2 separate regions of the Homo sapiens genome follow, and region 1 is linked to region 2. Evidence: chromatin loops called from intact Hi-C (ENCODE). Cell type or tissue: PC-3. All regions are shown on one strand.

Region 1 (8,000 bases), 140 kb before region 2:
TAATATTTTGTTTAATAAAGAAAAATACATCATTTTCAAGCAGGTAGTAGGAGTAGGTTTTGTTATTTACAGAGCTATTCAACAAACGCTCTTTTATTAGCTCATCAATTTGCCAGTCAGACAAATGGAGTCAAGCTCCCATCCAGGAGGTTAGGAGAGAAAACACTCAGATTTCACATCACTTCACCCCACCTAATGACTTCACTTTCCATTTGACTTGTTGTCTGGCTCTGTTAATTATTGAACTAAAAAAATGTACTAACCAGATTGAAGCGGTAGTCTTCACTCCCACTAAATATGCAGAGATTAACCACAATGCAGATGATCTGGAAACATAAATTAATTTTGGTCATAGAATTTTTGAGGTAGAAGTATAGTAAGAAAGACTTTTCTTTACTAAATATTTAGTGGTCTCTGTCTTAGTCCATTTTTACTGCAATAATAAAACACCACAGTCTGGGTCATTTATAGATAATAGAAATTTACTTCTCACAGTTTTGAAGGCTGAGAAGTCCAAGATCAAGGTTCTGGCATTGTGTCTGATGAGGGCTTTCATGCTGCATCTTCACAAGGTTAAAAAAGACAAATGCTATGTCTTCCCATGATGGAAGGCAGCAGCGCAAAAAAGCGCCTAAACTAGTTTTCTCTAGCCCCTTTTTTAACTGTACAAAAAATAAATAAGTTAACATTATTAAGTTACTACTTCAGTCCTTATGTTGTTTTTTAAAAATAATCAGTTTGAGGCCAGGCGCAGTGGCTCATACCTGTAATCCTAGCACTTTGGGAGGCCGAGGTGGGTGGATTACCTGAGCTCAGGAGTTTGAGACCAGCCTGGGCAACATGGCGAAACCCTGTCTCTACTAAAATACAAAAGAAATTAGCTGAGCGTGGCGACGTGTGCCTATAATCCCAGGTACGTAGGGGGCTGAGGCAGGAGAATTGCTTGAACCGAGGAGGCGGAGGTTGCAGTGAGCCGAGATCGTGCCACTCCACTCCACCACTCCACTCCAGCCTGGGCGGCAGAGCAAGACTCCATCTCTACCAAAAAAAAAAAAAAAAAGATATATATATTTTATAATATATTATATATTTTTATAATATATATAATAAAATATAATATATTATAAAATATATATAATATATATTTATATCTATATCAGTTTGAAACACATTATTGAAAGTGAATACACACAATAAATTGAAAAATAGGGATGCATAGTGCTGGATACATATCAATCAACTTATCTTCATCTGTTGCCTGCTGTTGTAGACAAAATTTGACACACAATTAGCATATTGACAGAGCAGCCAGAATACATAGGAGAAAGTGGCAAACTACTAGAAATGTAGCTTAGCTCTGGATCCATCACCAAAAATAATAAAAATAAAAATAAAAAAATTCATTGTTTATCTGGGAGCTAACCGCACTATGGCACTGAATTATCTACTACTCACAAAACAATTTTTAAAATACCAAAAGTGCCAGAGAACCTTCATTAACAGTGTTTTTAAGTCAAAGTTTTTACTTTAAATATGTGATGATTACTCAAATACCCTAAGCCATTTGGCAGGCCCTATCACAATAAGTTACAAATAGTCTGAATTTAATAACTTAAATGTGATATGGTTGCTGTAATATATACTGTGTGAATATCTTAACCTCTTTCAGGTAGTTGATAATTAAAAGATTTAAATTTACAGTTTCAATTTCTGCTTAGAAGAATGATGTCAGTATTCTAGCAATAGTGATGGCATCCCATTATTGTAAATGCAGAAAATGATAATGTCTGTACAAGTGAATCTATATTCTATGTGAAAGTTTTCAATGGTGCAAGTTTATAACCAAAGCTGGGTTTAACAGATGCTTTCTGACTTCTGAAAACATCATAAAAATCCTTCCTAAAGTGAACAAACTAAAGTTACAAGTAGGTGACACCAGTTGTTTTTTCCCTTTATGCGTGATGAACTTCATGAAGCATTAACTCCTGAGGTATATTTATTTCTGGACTATACAACTTACATCCTCTTCTTTCAAGGCAGCTACCATCTGCTTTACAACTTCATCAAAAAACAATGTGGCAAGCTGAGAGTGTAGAAGAGATTGCAATTCAAAAGAAATTGAAAAATCAGAGGTACACATTTTTCAGTAGCCTGGAAGACCTGGGCTAAAACACCAGTCTCCAAATGATCGAGAAGTTTCCCATCAATACAGGATGCCTTTCCAAAATGAGGTTTCACCAAGGTTACTACTGATGTATATTGCCCCAACACAGGTGGAAACCCAATTTCTAATTGTGTTTTACAATATCCGGATGTCTTTGATACTACATTTGATGTTTTACACCAAGGAATGAAATGCTTGTAATCCTCTATTCCTGATACTAGATCATGCATTTCCTTCATGTTTCTTGAATGTCTTAAAATTCTTCTCTCTGAATATTCTTTCCTTTTGTTTATTAATGGTGCCGCAATTTTGAAGAAAGTTCTTGCACATATCTCCTTAGGCAAAATTGAGGTATGTAGTAGAAGAGTTCTGCTCATCAGTATACCACAGGAAGCTAAATATCTGACATTCTGCACAGGCCCCTGCACTGGAGCCCACACTCCGACCACTGTAGCCGACTTCAGATGGCATCCCAAGACCACCCTTCTCAAGGCTGCCTGACCAGTCCAAGCTACCATGATAGACTCCTCTCCAGCCCTTTTATAAGACATGAATCCATTCATAAGGGCAGAGCCCTCATCACTTAATTACTTCCCCAAAAGGCCCCACCTCTTAATATCACCTCATTGGGGATTAAGCTTCAACATGAATTTTAGAAGGTCACCATCATTCAAACCATATCAATCTGTTTATCTGTTGTTTAGTTGTAAACTGGCATAGAAAGCCAAATGAAGTATGAGGGGCTTTATTCATGGTCACTGTATTTGCCCACTGTGTATCTCATCAGGATTTCTCTACATATCCTCTTTCCTGGAGTTTCTTTTAGTGCAAGGTTTACCTACGCTACATGATAGCTATAGGAAAAAATCCTGGTATTTCAAGCTAATGTTTGTGAAGAACATCCCCTGTATCTTAAGACTTGCATAATAAATAGCATTCCACTCAAAAGACATCTTGCAATACTGGTATAGTTAGCTATAAGAATATCAAGCAATATAAGGTAGGAGACCTGGGTTCAGGTTTCAACTGTGTAATTTACTAAACCATATGACTTTTTAACCTCTTTCAAATCTGTCTCCTTCTTTCCATGCCTCCTTCACTGCTTTGATTTAAGCCCTTCTTACATAGCTCCCTTTCAGACTTGACTCCAATACAGCTGCCAGAGTGATCCTTCTAAGATGTTAATCAGTGTCAAGTCTTTTTAATGAGTCCCTACAGTTCTCAAGATAAAGTTCAAACCCCTGAATTTAGTATACACAGGCTTTCATGAGCTGCACTTTCCCTAACTCCCTAGTCCTAAGATTGTAAAGTGAGACAGGCTGTTAGCAAAATGCAGCTCACATATGTGTTCGGTCGAGTTTGCACTGTTTTTTGTTTTGTTTTTTTTTTTTAATTTTGTACCATCATTAATTTAAAAATTGAAACCTTTTATGGCTTTGGAAACTGGAAGATATTCCCTCACATGGTGGCAATTGGTTATACTGACTGTTCTCTTTAGAATGGACATTCACTCTTAAATTTACTACAGTTTCCACCCACAAAGTTTTACCCCCTTATGTAACTTGTGGGCAATTTGCATTCACCTCTGGCCTCATCTCTAACCACTTTTTTATGTTCATCATTTATAGCACTGAACTATGCCAAATTCCTCCAATGTTGTCTGACTACCTTTGCCTGGAATTCTCTCCTGCCCTTTTCATTTCTTTGTCTCACTAAAAGTGCCAAGTAACAAAGGTATTCCCCCCAAAAAGGGGACTGTCTGCTTTTGATTAGCTACCTTCTATAGAAGCTGACTGCCTGGACAGATCATTGTCCAAAGACAACAAAAAGCTCATCCATTAGTCACCCAGTGGCATTTAACAGGAAGGAAATATTGGTGCTTCAAGGAGGGCATTTATTTAGCCTTAATACTAGCCTATTTGGCATCATAAATAAGAGAAAGAAAAGATGAAGAAATATGTCAGAAATAGATTCTGATTCAAATGCTACAATTGGGGTTAGTTACCATTAAATAGCAAAATAGAAAATGGATGACTCCTATGGCAAATGGTTTGGGGAGAGACAATGTCGAAGTTGCTTGGCATGACAATGAGTGCCTTAAAACCGTTTGGCCTAGAAGTTTCATCTGCAGGAATTTATCCAAGGAAAATAACCAGGAATGTACGCAAATAACTGAATGATATTTATAATAGCAAAAAAAAAGAAGCAATGTAAATGTCCAACATTAGAAAATTGGTTAAGTCATTAGTTTTTAGACAGTACTTCTTAAAGTATAGGATTCCATAGGAGTGTGTTGATAACCATGTCAGAAAAGCCACAGGCTCTTCATCACCACTTCAATCAGAGTAGTTTCAGTTTTATGTGTTGTACATATTAAGGTTCCATGTGAGACTTTGTTTAGAAAAAAAAAAATCCGATCATAAAAATAAAAATTTGAGCCAGGCATGGTGGCTCACACCTGTAATCCCAGCACTTTGGGAGGCCAAGGCAGGTGGATCACGAGGTCAGAGATCGAGACCATCCTGGCTAACACGGTGAAACCCCATCTCTACTAAAAATACAAAAAATTAGCCAGGCATGGTGGCAGGCGCCTGTAGTCCCAACTACTCGGGAGGCTGAGACAGGAGAATGGCACGAACCCGGAAGGTGGAGCTTGCAGTGAGCCGAGATTGCGCCACTGCACTCCAGCCTGGGCGACAGAGCAAGACTCCATCTCAAAAAATAAAATAAAATAAAATAAAAATTTGAAAACCACTGGACTCTGTAAATTCTAGTAACTTATACGACAATATATATTTGGAAACATGTATGTTAACAGCTCAGTTATCTTTGGGTAGTGACTTTTTTGTTTGTTTGTTTTTGCTTGGATTTTTCTGTGTTTTCCATATTGTCTACAGCGAACATGGTACTTACTATAGCCAGACCAAAAAAAAAAAAAAAAGGTTTTTGCAAAAAAACAAAAAAGGAATTGACAACAAATAGTCCACAAGCCACTGAAAATTCTTCAGCTTACCATTTTTGGCATTCAAATAATAGGTTTGTAAACCTGCTGTAGCTATGAAATGTTTCCTACTAAGTATAGGTTATAAAGAACGTTGAAGATACAGTTCAACACCCTCATTTTACATTTGAAGAAACTATGTCCAAAATGTTTCACTTTGTCGAAGCTAGAGCTGGGACCTCATGGTCTTCTGATTCCATTGCCTTTTCTGCTATCCACCTAATTTATAAAATGTATATTCATAATTCTCATTTCTTCCATTTATGTCTACCTAGTTGGAGCATTCATCATTGTGTTACTACTTTTTCCTTTGAGTGAAAACTATTATTTTTGAGGTGCCAGTGATCAAATTTCTCTGTTTAAAAAACTTTGTCACAAACCTAGAACATTAAAACAGGTCCAAAAGCTCTCATATAACTAATTGTTCTGATATACACAATTGGAATTTTATAATTGACTTTATTCCACTAATTCATTAAATGTGCATGTTTAGTCAAATTTATAATTTGGAATTGAACTAAATTGACTCCAAATATTCTTACTGTTTTCATTCTCTCTTGGCATCTACAAGGAAGACATTAGAACATGTTCCATGTGCCCCACCTTCCTTCTCAGACATGAATGTACTTGTGAAGCACTCTGTCTTGTATTTTAGGGTCTTAACTCATCTCGGAGTTATCTTACTATGATCACATTGATCTAACCCCCAAAGTAATGGATCTGTGTAATATTTTCTACATATGTATGTGTGTCAGGACTTTCCCATGGTTTCTTTCGCATTTTAATGTTGAGAAGTGAAAACTGGGTATCCAGTCAAGCTTGGAGAGTCTGAAGAAATAGTATGAGGTAATGTGTTTCAAATAAAGGAAAATGAGAAGATTCATAAACTTAAGTCACTTCCCAAAAACCTTCTACCAACCCAGAGCAAAAAAAAAAAAAAAAAAAAAAAAAACGAATAATTCATGATGAAAGGTAATCAAATACATAAAATACATAGAGGTTTTTAAGGTGAAATTGATATAGTTTGTTATTGATGATCCTATTCATGAAAAAACTTAGAAAAGAGGGATTTTGTAGAGCACTCTTTTCATTTGATGTTTAATTCTTCTGGTAAAAAGGGAAGTCCATATACCCAATAACATATTAGATCTATAACCAACCACACAATATTGTACCTTAACTCAGTGACTAAGAATTTTTTTAACCATTTTCTCTAAGAATCCTAATGTTTTAATTTGCTTAAAATGTTAATCTTTCAGATGTGTATCTCATAGAGAACATTTTGCTTAAAAGAATTGTAATTAAAACTGAAATCATTTATAAAGTTGTTTGTACCAAAATAATTCCTTTGAACATCACATGTAGGAAATTTGGGGTGAATTTTTAAATATTTTTAAATGTCATAGTTTTATGACCTCTTCTGATTTAGTCATTCTCATTGTTTTAATGCACTTGGGCTGTTGTTCATTTACTCTAGGATTGAGCATAGAAGCTCATAGATGTAAAATGGAATTTGATTTGTAAACAATCAATTTAATAACTTGAATTTCATGTAAATATATTTTCTCATGATTAAACCTTTGTTGACATAATATGTCAGTGTTTCCAAGGAAGCATTCACATTTAGGAGTAACTATGCTATTAGCTAAAAATTTCAATATAGAAATATTATTGTGACACCTCTTAAAGTTTTAAGTTAAATACTTATATACTATTAGAATAGCACTACCTGATTATTTTCTAGATAATATTTAAGAATAATATTTTATGTATATATTAAACAGTAGTTTTCAAAGCACACACAGATTATTTCATTTAGTTTTGACATACACCCTGGGAAAGACAGAAATGAGGAAGATTATTTAAAAATTAGGATAGTGAGATTAGTGACAGACTCAAAATTTCATGGCTGTTATTTGATAGGGCAGGCCTAGAACCTGGTGCTTGCCCAGGATTATTTCTGCTTATCTTTTAACCTCTATAAATGAAGACATATACCCTAGAATTGTTTACAGCTTAATAAAAAGCAAGTTGCAGAATTGTACATATGTTCTAAAGCAAATAATATAAACAAAAAATACCAAATATTTTCCATTGTTACCTAAATAAATGTGTAGAAGTTTACATATAAACTGTTAAGATTGGTTATCTCTGGGGTATGTGGGGCTGGAATTGACACTGAGGGGTGTTTCAAAGGGGGTTCTAGCCTTATCTGAAATACAATCTAAATATATTTCTGTATGGCTTGTGAAGTTAAAAATTTTTCATTTAACTTTAAGGAATATACAGGTAGACTATGAGAGTTACTGAGCTATACCAGGAAGGAGTGGGAATGGATAGAGAGGTACATGGAAGAGTCGCTGCTGTTTCATGAATAAAAACAGGTCATTACACTGTCTTTGGAATCCCTATGTAATTATTTTATGTCTTGTTGTAACCTACTGGTTGACAGAAATAAAGGAATCAAAAGAGTGTCTTTTCAGAATCATTCTAATTTGTTCATAGTTTTGGGAAATATTCCACAAAGATAAACTGGCCATGGTGCCATATTGTGCAACTAATTAATATCGGTCAAGGGGGGGTTGTTTGTTTCATTGACAATAGCACTGGTAAATTAAAAGTAATAAATTCAGTTGAAAACCACGTGTAATTCTGAGTCGTATATGTTCTGATCCCATTGGTAACTCCTTTGGGCTTTGTTCAGCGGGGCGGAGGCATGGTTCATGATTCCCTCCACTGTCACTTCACCCTCCTGGAATGTAGCAACTGATTTTCAAAAGCTGAAACCATGACTTTTCACAGGAGCTTGTTATTCCTTTTTTCAAAGTTTATTTG
Region 2 (8,000 bases):
AAACTCAAAAGTCACCAAGAAATCTTTCCTCTGCCTTTCCCAACCAGTGCTTCCTACTGAGTATGTTTCTTTTGAAGCCAGGATAACTTGCTCTGTTGCAGTTTCAGAAAATAGTGTGAAATTAATTTTTATCATCACCAAGAACTGGAGTTCAAGCACAAGCCTCCCACGCAAATTGTCCATCCAGAGTTGTTGTAAACCCAGAACTGGGTCATGAGTCTCAACAAATGCAGGCACTCTGGGAAGCAGGGAAAGTTTAGACTTTGACCAATCATACTAGCAATGACTTAACTTCAAGGAGCTCAGTACCAAGAAAGAGACAAACAAGGCTGCCCAAAGTGTATTCTGCTGAATGGCAACACCACTGAATATTGAGAGGTATTATGTTTAAAAGGACTCCATGGACATAGTGTGTAGAAATGCCTAAATTTATTTATCTAAGGAACCTATTAGTGTGTGTGAGGATGGCATGTTAACAGACCAATGCTCTATAAAACACACCTTGGGAAATATTGGGGTATGGCATGAGGAGCCCCATTTGAAATAAGTTATCTGCAGGAAATAAAGAGGGTACAAGAGAGAACATTTGTTTCTTTGTATCCATTTTTGTTTGGAAGTATTGTTTTGAACAATTGTTTAGATTGAAATAATAATAACATTTTTGCATCGCATGTAACATTACCTTTTCCAGAAGTTTCATCTTCATTTCTTCTTTTTATTGCCAAGGAACCCTGTGATGGTACTTCAGGTAGCTGTATTCAATTTTACAAGCTGTATTCAATTTTACAGTTGAGGAAACTGATACATAGAGAAGGTGAATGCCTTTTGCACTCAGGATAGGCTAAGTCAGGGGATCAGAAAACTAGGCCACACAGGCCAAATCTGGCCCGCAGCCTGTTTTTGTACAGTCTGGAAACTAACGGTATATATATATATATACACACACACACACATATATATGTATATATATACACACACACATATATATGTATACATATATATACACACACACATATATATATGTATACATATATATATATACACACACATATATATATATGTAAGGTAATAAACCTTTAAAGAGGAAGAGAAAAGAAAAGAATATATGACAGAGATCATATGCGGCCCACAAAGCCTGAAGTATTTACTGTCTGGCCTTTTACAGAAAAATTTTGCCAGCCCCCGGACTAGGTTATACGGTTATGCTCTGGTAACAAACAATACTCATACCTCAGTGATTTTGCCCAACAATATATATTTCTTGCTGATGCCACATGCCCAAGTCAAGGTGTCAGGAGTCTCTGCTTATCCGTATCACTTAGGAACCTGAGCCGCAAGAAACTTCATGTCATTATGTGCCCCATGGTCACCTCTGCAATAAGAAGGAGATGTGATGAGCTGCGTACTGGCTCTCAGAATTTCCACCTGGGTGTGAAACGCTCCACTTCTGCTCATAGTTCACTGGCCAACCAAGTCACATGAACTCATCTAACTTCAAAGGGGTGGGGAAATACAACCTTACCTTATGCCTGGAAGAATGAAATCCAGAAATATTTGGTGAACAACAGTATTAATACTGGATACATGTGAATGTGAGTGTGTGAGAGAGAGATATATAGAGAGAGTGAGTGTGTATGTGTGTGTGTGTAGAAAGCTAGTTCAGAAAGTGAGGTGTTGGAATCCATAGCCTCTGAAATCTTTATTGATTTTCTTCATACATATGTGTAAGATATATATATAGTGATATGGCTTGACTCTGTGTCCCCACTCAAATCTCATCTCGAATTGTAATCTCCACAAAGTTCCTCCTTCGCTCCTGTCTCACTTGCCACCATGTGAAGAAGGTGCTTGCTTCTCCTTTGCCTTCCACCATGATTGTACATTTCCTGAGGCCTCCCCAGCCACGTGGAACTGTGAGTCAATTACACCTCTTTCCTTTTTAAATTACCCAGTCTCAGGTATTTCTTTATAGCAGTGTGAAAATGGACTAATACATATAAGAACCTCTATTATATATGGATATGTAGATTTCTCTATTTTTACATATTGAATTCTTATAAATATATCTACTATATATTCTATATTGAATTCACATATATAAATATATATAATAGAGATCTCTCCATAGCTATGTATTTATCTATAGATATATATTATACATATATTGAATAATATAAAATTCAATATATGATCTATAGAATAGGATTCTGTATATATAGTAGAGATCTACCTATCTATCTCTTTGTGTATAGAGAGATGGAAAAATGAATCAATCAGGTTTCACCGGACATGGATGTCGGGTTTCAGGTGTGTGTACATGCATGTGAGCATACTCTACATTATGCTGTTGATCACCAAATATACATACAGAGCGCACATAAGAGAGAGGTGTATGCGTGTATGTAATCAAGACTCCATTATGTACAAGTTACAAAACGAACGTGAAAAAATAAATTTAAACTTTCTTTTGAAATGTAGTTTTCTAGTGTTAAAGGATTTAACATTTCTTGGCTTACAACAGTGTACATTGTCTTATGTTAACATGTTCCCTGCAAAGCTGTTTAAAAATTAAATAATACAATTTTTACTTTAAATATCACAACTTTGGGGAGTTCTTTTCCAAAAGAGAAGAAAAGAAAGAAGGAAGAAACTTCTAGTAATGTGAATAATCAGCTTCTAGTTACATCTTTGAAAGCTGGAGCTTGTGTGTAATAAAATGCTTAAAATAAAGGTGTCTCAATTTTTTAAGCAGCAAGAAAATACTTGGAGAATTAAAAGACAATATATATTAGCATTAGAAGAAAACCTACAGATGATTCTAGTCTACCTTCCTTATTTTATCGATGAAGATGGTGAAATTAGTAATGACAGATCCAAAGTGCAAGGTTCTTAGAAGTTTTTTAGTTTTTGGATTCTCTCTCAACCATATACTTCTCTTAGATTAAACCTTTTTTTTTCTCTATGTAAAAGCACTGTATCATTTTCAAATCATGGTCAATAGATTTTTGGATGATTTCATGTTGAAAATTATTGCTCTGTGTGACAAAGGGAAGCCTGCTTCCTCTATCCCAAGAACAGTCTACTTGGTTTTTAGAAGGCATTGTGAATGTACAGCATCCTTACTGCACGGCTGCATGCACAAGGCCAAGCTGTCTCTGAAAGAATTCCACACCTGACAGGATGCTGGCCACACCTTTCTTGGCTCAGAGACAAAGCAAGGAAATTGTGGAAGGTAAGTAATTGAAGAAATCATTTTCTTCCTCTTCATGTATGCTTCTTTTCTTGGATCTGGGATTATTGGTGGGCTTATTTTTTGTCTCTTTCCATCTTTGACACTTTCTTTTTACTTAGGAGATGCCAAATGAGAGACACATAAATTATGAGGTTTTTTTTTTTTAAACCCTGCAATTGACCATTGCATTGGTGTATGCTTTGTCATTTGCAAGATTCACAAATAACACAATTCCTGGTGTTGGGGGGCATCCTAAAAGGGACAATTTCTTTTCAGAATAATAAATCACAATATTTAAAGGGAAGAGATCTTGTGAAAAAGCTATGAATGGAAGAGTCCAAGCCTGGCTTCCATCTGTGTTTGGGGAACAGTTAACAGCAATGTGTGGGAAGTCAAACAAAAATGGAGAGCCGAGATCTTTGCTTTTTAAAACAAGGATGTTTGTTTAAGAAAAGTATGTGTAGGGGAAGAAGGGGGAGGGCTGTGGCTCCTGTGAGAGAAAGGGGACATGGGGAGACACATGTCAGCATTTCAAAGGATTTTTGTGCATGCAGGATAGTAAATAAATTGAAGAGGCAATTTTTATAAAAAATATTTGCCCAGTCAAAGCGGGAAGTCAGTGAAATTGTAAGGTTGCTGCTGAGTAGTTAAATCCTCAGGTACGGCTTGGCTTGTGACCGTCACTACTATCCATCTCAGTTGGCTTCTCGGGGCTTTTCCATCTTTTCTCTGAGAGTCTCCGTATTTCCATTCAGCTCCTGGAATTGACCTGTATCGCTGAGAAACGTGATTAAGCTGCTTTAAAAAGCCTCTAATTTCCATCTTGCGAAAGAAAAATATAAATGCAAAGATGGTGCCATAGCTACTAGCTCCGTTTCAAGGCGTCTGGGTGTCAGACATCAGAATATAAATCAGGGAAGGCATTTTACCAGATAGTGTACATTGTGATGAATAAAACACAGAGGAAACGGGGACTTCATAAAAATAAGAAGTACAAATATCCAGTCATGAAAGGTACATATTTGTTAAAGATTATGCCTATTGAAATGATGAGTTGGAAGAATCATTTTATGTGACTTTACAGGCTCATGAATATAAATGACTTTATTGGCCCATGAATATAAACAACTTAAAATATGACAAATATATTCTTTAAAAGGAGTTAGCTATCTCTTTAGGTTTTCATTATCTTTCAAAGAGAAACAAATTTAAGAATCTTAGCTTTTCACCAATGAAATTACAGTCTGATTCTCTACGAAGTTATGAAAATGGTAAAGAAACTTTAAAAGATCTTATCTCCACATATACAAACATTTCTTATTTGTGTAAATTCAAGTTAATATATGAATGTAAAAGCATAGTTCATATTTGTAGTGAAATTGAACTTCTTTCAAAGAAAATATCTCAACATATAGAGTATCAATCAATTTCAGAAAATAAAAAGTCTTCAAGCTTTACATATTGCAAGCTTGAGATATTGTGGGATCATATTTAATCAGTGATGGGTTAATGTTCTAAGCAAACTGTAATTAAAAATAAATAGGTCTGTAAGCTACCTAATCCTCAAGTGTGCCAAATGAGGCAAACATTTCACTTCTGTAAAAATAAACTTCTAATTCTAATCTAAAGCACTAGTTGAGCCTCCCATCAAGGAATTTTGTGATGTTTGTTCATGTATCTAAGATACTTTTTTCAGACTTATGAATATTTATGAACCACAAGGTTCAATCCAGTATTATAAGAAGTAAGAGGTAGTGTCTTCTAGACGTAAAGGATGCTTATAATTCTACTGTGTCTCCAGATACTCACTGGCATCTTGTCATGCTTGAATGAGCCATTCAAAATAAAGCTGCCGTCTAATCGAAGTACCTGAAGTGCAAAAATGTGAGAAGAATTTAATGAAGCATAAATTGTCATTTGGTTGAAGATACAGACCCCTTTACTGTAGCACAATTAAATACAACATAATGGAGGCTTCTGTTCATGAATCCCAATCGCCTTCTGTTTTGCAGACAGGAAAACTACAAGATCAATTAATGTCTTTATTGTGGACTGTGGTGCATGGAGAGTAAATGTGTTCTCACCCTCTCTCTTTTCCCCATCCTTCCCCCAACGAGGCACACATTTTGTATGTGTTTACAATTAAGAATTTGTCATGTATAAGACACTGTGTTCAATGCTAGTGGGAAATCTAAGATTAATCAAATGGCCCCACTATCTACAGAAAACAATAGCCTTTATCAAATACCAACAGGCTGTTTTATTTTTTTAAACAAAAAAGTTATTATGCAGCTCTCTAAGCTAAGACTGTGAAAGTCCCAGGCGTTGAAATTTGGAGCAAATATAGTGGTTCAATGAAAAAAAAAATCAAGCTATTTTAGGGATAATGAACTTTCCTGATTGTGAACTATGTTGAATTTCTCAGTCGTACGAGTGAGTCCATGGGGTAGCTATGGGCATGAAAGTGAGTGGTTTAATAATTGAGGGCAGAGGAAGCAGAGGGCTGTGGGAAGATTAACAAGAGTCAAGTATACGCACTCTCCACTTATAATTCTGCAGGAACCAGGAAGGAAATGGGAATGACAACTGGCTGAGAGAACATCAAAGTCCAGGAATGGAAATGGCAGCTGGCTGAGAGGTCAGTCAGGTTCAGAAAATGAGATTAGCAACTAAGAGATCTAAAAATCTACGAATAGCATACTAAACAATTTGCTCATGCATTCGTCATTTTAGAAAATATTTCTTGAGCACCTATGTATGTAAAGTGCTTTGCAGGCCAGTCGCTAGGTATATAGGTATATAGTATCTTCCTCATGCCCCCTTAAATCAAATTTGTAATTAAGTTCTGTCAATTTTACTTTTGAAATATTTCAAATGATTATTTATTTCTCTCATTCTTCACTTACAACATTTTGGTACGAGACACTATTACCTGCCAACAAGCCTACTTGGAAAAATCTAGTTGGTCTTCCCGCATCCACTCTCACCCCTTCCAAACTTCCCCCATATTGCAAATGGGTAGATTTTTAAAATGTTATTTTGATCAAGTCACCATTCAACCCCACCCCAAATTCATTCTATTAAATCCCATTGCTCTGAGAATGACGATCAGAATCACTTAGGTCGCATAAAGCTATACGGTCAGAATCTTTCAGTTCTCCACCCCATCTCAAACCACTAGCTGACTCCCTCTCCCTCTGCCATCCAACTGCATTAGCCTTTTAAAGTTCCTAAAGCAACTCTTGACCCATTCAGCCTTCGTATATGCTGTTCATGTCATCTGGACCAAACCTCTTCCACTAACTTAGTTAAACCCTGATATTGTTTGCCTGTATGCCCACCCAAATCTCATCTTGAATTGTGGCTCCCGTAATTCCCATGTGGTGTGGGAGGTAATTGAATCATGAGGGCAATTTCTCCCATACTGTTCTTGTGGTAGTGAATAAGTCTTACGAGATCTGATGGTTTTATAAGGGGAAACCCCCTTCACTTGGGTCGCATTGTCTCTTGTCTGCCACCATGTAAGATGTGCCTTTTGCTTTCTGCCATACTTGTGAGGCCTCCCCAGCCACGTGGAACTGTTAGTTCATTAAACATCTTTTTCTTTATAAATCACCCAATCTCAGATACGTCTTTATCAGCAGCATGAGAACAGACTAATACAAACCCCATTCATTTTTCAGATCTCAGATTCAGGGAACCCTTTCCTGACTACCTCAGAGTAGGTCAGGTTGTTCTGTTGTATGCCTTTGTAAGCTGATATGGCTTGGATTTGTGTCGCTGCCCAAATCTCATGTCAAATTGCAATCCCCAATGTTGGAGGAAGGGCCTGCCGGGAGGTGATTTGATCATGGGGGCAGATTTCCCCCTAGCCATTCTTGTGATAATGAGTGAGTGTTCATGAAATCTAGTTGCTTAAAAGTGCATAGCACTTTCCCCTTCACTTTCTTCCTCCTGTTCTAGCAATGTAGGATTCACCTGCCTCTCCTTTGCCTTCCGCCGTGATTGTAAGTTTCCTGAGGCCTCCACAGCCATGCTTCCTGAACAGCCTGCAAAACTATAAGCCAATTAAACTTCTTTTCTTTAAAAATTACCTAGTCTCAGGTAGGTTTTTTTTATAGCAATGCAAGAATAGACTAATACATAGGCAGAACACTTATCTCTACTTGTAATTTTTAATTATTTATTGTGAGTATTAGAATAATATCTATTTTCCCCAGAAGAGCGTTAACACCACAAGGGCAAAGACTGTGTTTGATTTTGCTCACTTGCCTGTCCCAGCAGCACAGCACCTAGCACAGCACCTAACATGTAGTAGGTAGTCTATAAATATTTGTTGAGTAATTGAGTAACATAGCTGTAAATGTGTGCTGTACAGCTCAGTGGAATAAACAGTGGAATAGACATGAGCTAAGACAATCCATTAGGGCTAAATTTCTGCCTCAAGAAAAGCAATATGCCTTTAGAACTTTTGGGTCCCCAAACCTGAAATACTTATTGGGGCATCCCATCATAAACCAAAAACCATTGCTTTTAATCATGAGTACTGAGTGGTTTTAATCATTCTAGGAAATATTTCCTGAAATGTGCTGAGCATATTATTGATTTGAATTTCTCAAGGGGAAAAATATTTTTTTCTTGGTATTGACATAAATTTAGAAACCCAATTTTTAAATGATTAACAATGATGAGTGAAGCAAGGATGATATTTCTATACCTACAATTTTTCTAAATAAGTCAATGGCTCTCTATTCCCTCAGTCTCAGTC

What was found. Peaks named below come from ENCODE experiments on the same cell type or tissue, not always from the same donor. Only the 100,000 strongest peaks of a DNase experiment are listed, where the experiment ranks them.
Region 1: a loop joins it to region 2, with 10 times the contacts of the local background. A loop is called at or near these places in 3 of 110 quality-filtered maps.

What each region holds. Positions count from the first base shown.
Region 1 is chr5:83,277,962-83,285,961 of GRCh38, forward strand. All of the region lies in intron 7 of XRCC4 (X-ray repair cross complementing 4), which reads left to right. It also overlaps the pseudogene COQ10BP2. Among named protein-coding and RNA genes, the nearest start is that of VCAN, 190 kb to the right of the region's middle. In PC-3, no CTCF peak of the experiment used is centred here; a DNase peak (open chromatin) is centred at 3,890.
Region 2 is chr5:83,414,925-83,422,924 of GRCh38, forward strand. No RefSeq gene overlaps it. Among named protein-coding and RNA genes, the nearest start is that of VCAN, 53 kb to the right of the region's middle. In PC-3, no CTCF peak of the experiment used is centred here; no DNase peak of the experiment used is centred here; H3K4me3 peaks cover 1,234 bases; H3K27ac peaks cover 420 bases.